2 separate regions of the Mus musculus genome follow, and region 2 is linked to region 1. A link is a loop called in an ENCODE intact Hi-C map of the cell type or tissue named here. Cell type or tissue: heart. All regions are shown on one strand. Region 1 overlaps Dgkd (diacylglycerol kinase, delta). Region 2 overlaps Atg16l1 (autophagy related 16-like 1 (S. cerevisiae)).

Region 1 (2,500 bases):
CATATCTGGGCTTAGCCACATGGAACAGGGTGTCCCCTCAGTGTAGGACAGAGAAACCCGTCATTTGTCTTTTAAAGTGCACTCATTTCCCTGGCTTCCCATTCTTCTACAGCTTACGGTTATTTCAGAAGTTTGACACCTTCCGGATTCTGGTTTGTGGCGGGGATGGCAGTGTTGGCTGGGTCCTCTCTGAAATCGATAGCCTCAACCTTCACAAACAGGTACTACAAACAGGTGTTGAGGGGCACCCCACTGTGATGGATGAATGGGAAAATCATGTAGGTTAAGGGAGCTGTAAAAACAACTTGGCATCAGGCTCCATGTGGGGGATGAGTATGGGGGCTGTAGTCCCCTAAGCGCCACCTCTTTCCTGGGAGGTGATGTACCTAATTGCTAGATGCCTCTGTCTTAAGAGGAGAGGAAGAATCTTCAACCTCTATAAAGTTTGAGTTGCAGTTCATTGAACCTAATTGCCTAGTTTTTAACACTAAAATAAAGATATATTATCCTGATTTCTTCCTGTGTTCATTGATTTTTTTACCCTCAGTCCTTCTTTTTGGCAATTAGCCGTTGTGCCTACTGTCATAGCCGTCACTCAGATTGTGTCAAAATGCAGCCTGCTAGTTGGTTACTGAACTGTTGAAATAGCAGTATGTGTGGATTTCCGTATTCTGCTCCAGGAACAGCTCAGAGTGGCAGTTTTCCATGGGATGTAGTGGGAGGACCTGAGTTAGCACTTTTCCCCTCATGCAGGAGCTCGAGGACTGTGACAACCTTGCAGAAATCCTGTTCACATTATGGAATCTTCTCTTTTGAGGAGCCCCTTATTTAAATTTTTAGTGCCAAATTGCACTTGTCAGGGATGCTCCAGTTCACATTCCAGGTGACATGGGACCTTGCCTTGCCTTGTCTTGCTCAGGTGTGTAAACAGAAAGTGTTCATTTTACAGTAACGTCAAGGGCAGCCTTATTGGAATGCTGTTTTAAACCAATCCCCTGCTCATGGTTTTTACGTCTGTCAGTAAAGATCAGCTTTTTTCCTGCCAGGCGGTGGTGGCGCGTGCTTTTAAGCCCAACGCTTAGGAGACAGAGAGGCAGGTGGATCTCTGTGAATTCCAAGTCAGCCTGGTCTACAGAGTTCCAGGATAGCCAGGGCTACACAGAGGAATACGGTCTTGAAATGACAACAACACAACAAAACAAAACAAACATATTTCCCTAGTTTTCTGGCTTATCATTTTTATTTTCTTTATGATTTTTTGTTGTTGTTGTTCTTTAGTTTTCAGTGATTTTGTGTTCATTGTCTAGTTTTACTCACCAATCATAATTTGTGTATTGTCTGGAGAAGAGACGGTCCAGGGTTTACTGATAGCCACACCATAACTCTAGGAAAAGCTTCAGCACCCCCCAGTGGTGGGACTATAGTTACAGTTTTGTTGATTGGCTTTTGAGCTGAATGTTTGTTTGGCTTGCAGAAATGCTATGAATGTGGTTCTGGTACTCAGTCAAGTTCTGTAAACACTTGTCTCCTATGGCTTCTTTGTGCTTCTTGGAGCTCTGTGTACTCTCTCCTGCACCCCTAGCTTCCCCAGCCCTCTATGGGGTAGTGTTTCTTCCCCTGGCCTCTAGTACATGCTATATGGTCAAACTTCATGGGTCCCACTCTCATCTTTCACACTTTTCCTATGGGGAAAGCTTGTGACTCACTGGAGTTTGATGCCATGCCAATTTGGGGGACACTCTGGGGTTTCTGGGTATTGTAATGTTGCAGGTTTCCAACCTTGCTTTTCACTCAGCTCCTACTTTGCCCGAAAGTCTTCATGCATTCAAGACCCAAGGAGAAGCCCCCAACTATTCCTGATATCTTCGTCTTCCTTTTTCCCTACTTCAAGCTAGTTGCTGGCTTGCCCACATGATCCCAGCCTTCTTGTATCTTCCTTAGTCTGGGCCATCCATAGGCTGCTGAGAGTAACCCTCCCTAGGACAGTTATAACCCTTGGTCCTCCCTGCTGACAGCAGACTTTACTAGACCCCATATTTGCCCCTTCCTTCTCTGTTCTGCCTTCTTCCCTTACTTTTGCCCTCTGTTAAGTCTAGGAGGAGATAGCAGGGCTAGGGGCAATTTAGGAAACCACTACCTTACAGGTAAATACAGGACACAGACTAGGTCTTGTATGTTCAGACAGCCTTAGCATGGCTTCTGATAGGACCTATAAGTTGGGGGGTGGGGGGGGGTGACTTTTAGTGGTGTGGCATCAATGAGTGAGATGTACAGTAGGGTAGAGAGATGTTTGAGGAGTTATAGATTGACTCTTTAGGTCTGAGTATTTCAGTGTCTTTGGGAAGGGAGGGGTTATAGAAACCAGCAAGGTTTGATTGCCAAGACATGTTGAATAAGTGAGGAAGGGCTGGGGATCCTGGTATCTGCTGGTGATCACAAAGCCCATCTGTCCCCTCTAGTGGGCTCTACTGAGAAGGTACAGGCCACATACTTCAAATCA
Region 2 (2,500 bases), 140 kb before region 1:
GTCAGGCATGTTTGCACATGCCTTTAATCCTAGCCCTCAGAAGGTGGCTGTTTCCTTCCACATAATGAGATCTTTTCTCAAAAAAAGAAAGAAAGAAAGAGAGAGGGAGGGAGGGAGGGAGGGAGGGAGGGAGGGAGGGAGGGAGGGAGGGAGGGACGGAGGGAGGGAAAAAGCCTACCTTGGAAAGAGGTCAGTGATGAATAGTAAAAGGTCTGACTTCCGAGGTCGCCTCCCAGCAGCCTACATCCCCAGCTGCTTACCTCTCTCCCATCATGCTCTAGTAGTGCTATCATGGGCAAACACAGTAGCTGACATGCAGTGATGTCTCCATTCTGTCTTCCCTGACAAGTCCAGAGAAGGCACTGGTTGGCATCCAACAGCTTGGTCACAAGGGATTTGGTTGTTGGGAGTGCTGGCGTCCTTGGCTATGATCTGACATTTTAAGCTGAGACCTCTTATTTTAAACACCCCATAGCATCTAATTGTGTATATGGAATTCTGATGCTTCCTTTTGTAAATTATGCCTGCAGTGGCCCTGTCTTTTCTCACTTTAAGTACAGACTGACTTTCAGTGGCATGAATAAAAGAAAGTCCTGTCTTTGTTACTTTGAGTTAGACGTGGTGCGGTACACCTGTTAATCCCAGCACTGGAGAGCCGGAGGCAAGAGCTTTTAAAACATCCTCCTCCTGCTTCCTCCTCTCTGCTTTTTTGGATTTCAAGGCTTTACAGAATTCAGTGCTGTTTCTAAGGTTGGGTTTGTATTTCTCTTTAGTAGAAGATTGCCTTGACCCCTTCCAGTGCTGGGGTCTAGAGCCTTGTATGTGCTAGACAGTGCTCCACCACTGAGCTATATCCCAAAGTCTTACTGTGTTGCCCAGGCTGATTTTGAGTTTACAGATTCCAGGAATTCAAGTACTGGGACTGTGTATGTAATACCTGCCTTTATCTTTGTGGTCTTGGTTCCTGTGTCATGCAGCTTTCTATCACTTGTGACAGACCTAAGTAAGACAGAACAAAATAGTTGACATCAGCAGCTCAACTCGGGTTTCAGAAGCTTAGCTTGTGATGGCACATTGCATCGTGTATCTGAGGAACCTGTTTGCCTCATGGGGAGAGTCAGAGAGCAAAACAGGAAAGTCCAGGGCCCCGATCTTGGGGTGAGGGAAGTATATTCATTGTGTTATCTTCCCGCTGGGCCACAGACTAGAGGCCAAGCCTGAACACATTAGTCTTTGGGTGCCATTCACGATCAAGTTAAAGCAATACCTCATCTCTTGGCAGCACCCAGAAATAGCTTCTAGAAGATGCCAAAAAGATGCACCTCCTTGGTTCAGAAATGTGGCTTCTTTGATTGAGTCTGAGTCAGTGAAGGTGTGCTCCTTGTGCCATCTTTCTTTTCTCTGACTTTCTGTGAAGATTTCAGGGCCTGCTGAGACTGACTCTGGAGCTCCTCTAGGAAGGCAGTATGTAATCCCAAGTCTCACCCTGGCTCTGTCCTCTCTTGTAGCACACACTCACAGGCCACAGCGGGAAAGTCCTCTCTGCCAAGTTCCTGCTGGACAATGCACGGATTGTCTCAGGAAGTCACGACCGGACCCTCAAACTCTGGGATCTCCGCAGCAAAGTCTGTGAGGAAATGCAGTCTCTCTGTGTGTTTATGTAGAGAATAGCGGTGAGGTGATGCTCCACAGCAGTTAGAACCCCGGTTCCTTTCAGTCTGAGGAGCGCTGGGGTAGTGAGGGTTGTTTTCTGCTTGAGGTCTCATTTCATTTTGTGATTTTGGGGGCTTGGTGGTCAAGAGTGTAGTAGCTATATTATATATGTTCCAGTCATGTGGTTGCCTTTGATTGATGGTGTTTGGTTTTCTTTCAGGCATAAAAACAGTGTTTGCAGGATCCAGCTGCAATGACATTGTTTGCACTGAACAATGTGTAATGAGTGGACATTTTGACAAGAAAATTCGTTTCTGGGATATCCGGTATGATGCCTTAAGAGCTTGGTGGGAGGCTGGTGAGAGAACATATAAAGAGCTGCGAGCATGCTTTGTGTGGGGCTGTCCTCACACTCGGGGACTGGCAGAGCTCCAGGACAGCTGGGTCTGGGCTGTGCTATTCTTTATACAAAGTAGTCTTCTGGGTCCAGCGTCATTTACTGTGTACCAGATGCTCTGCCAGCTGTAAGATGAGAAGATGCTCGCTCCCACCTTCAGGCAGATTAAGATGAAACAGGGAAGACAGTATAAGCAATGAGCACCGTGGGATGTTCCTGTAGTGGAGACAGGAATTAGTCTGGAGAAGCCAATGGACTTTATGAGACAGAAAGTCACTGAAAGACAGGCCCACCCAGAACAGCTTGGTGCAGCTGACAGTAAGGGGTGCATGTGCCAATGAGATGGGGTGAGTGGACATCAGATGTCCACCTGCTTTACAAGCCACTTGGGATGCTTGATGTTCGAGCTGTGTGTGGTAAGAGAAGAAAGCGATGGCTTTGTGTAGTGTG

Evidence for each region. A loop is a pair of places that touch in the nucleus more often than their neighbours do. Peaks named below come from ENCODE experiments on the same cell type or tissue, not always from the same donor. Only the 100,000 strongest peaks of a DNase experiment are listed, where the experiment ranks them.
Region 2: a loop joins it to region 1, with 2.8 times the contacts of the local background. A loop is called at or near these places in 19 of 42 quality-filtered maps.

Annotation. Positions count from the first base shown.
Region 1 is chr1:87,921,461-87,923,960 of GRCm38, forward strand. Dgkd (diacylglycerol kinase, delta) reads left to right here. Exons shown (of 30, transcript NM_177646.3): 10 at 113-221. Among named protein-coding and RNA genes, the nearest start is that of Gm19582, 68 kb to the left of the region's middle. In heart, a CTCF peak has its summit at 1,409 (motif pointing left); no DNase peak of the experiment used is centred here.
Region 2 is chr1:87,784,368-87,786,867 of GRCm38, forward strand. Atg16l1 (autophagy related 16-like 1 (S. cerevisiae)) reads left to right here. Exons shown (of 18, transcript NM_029846.4): 13 at 1,509-1,629; 14 at 1,874-1,979. It also overlaps Scarna6. Among named protein-coding and RNA genes, the nearest start is that of Sag, 18 kb to the right of the region's middle. In heart, no CTCF peak of the experiment used is centred here; DNase peaks (open chromatin) are centred at 1,564 and 2,094.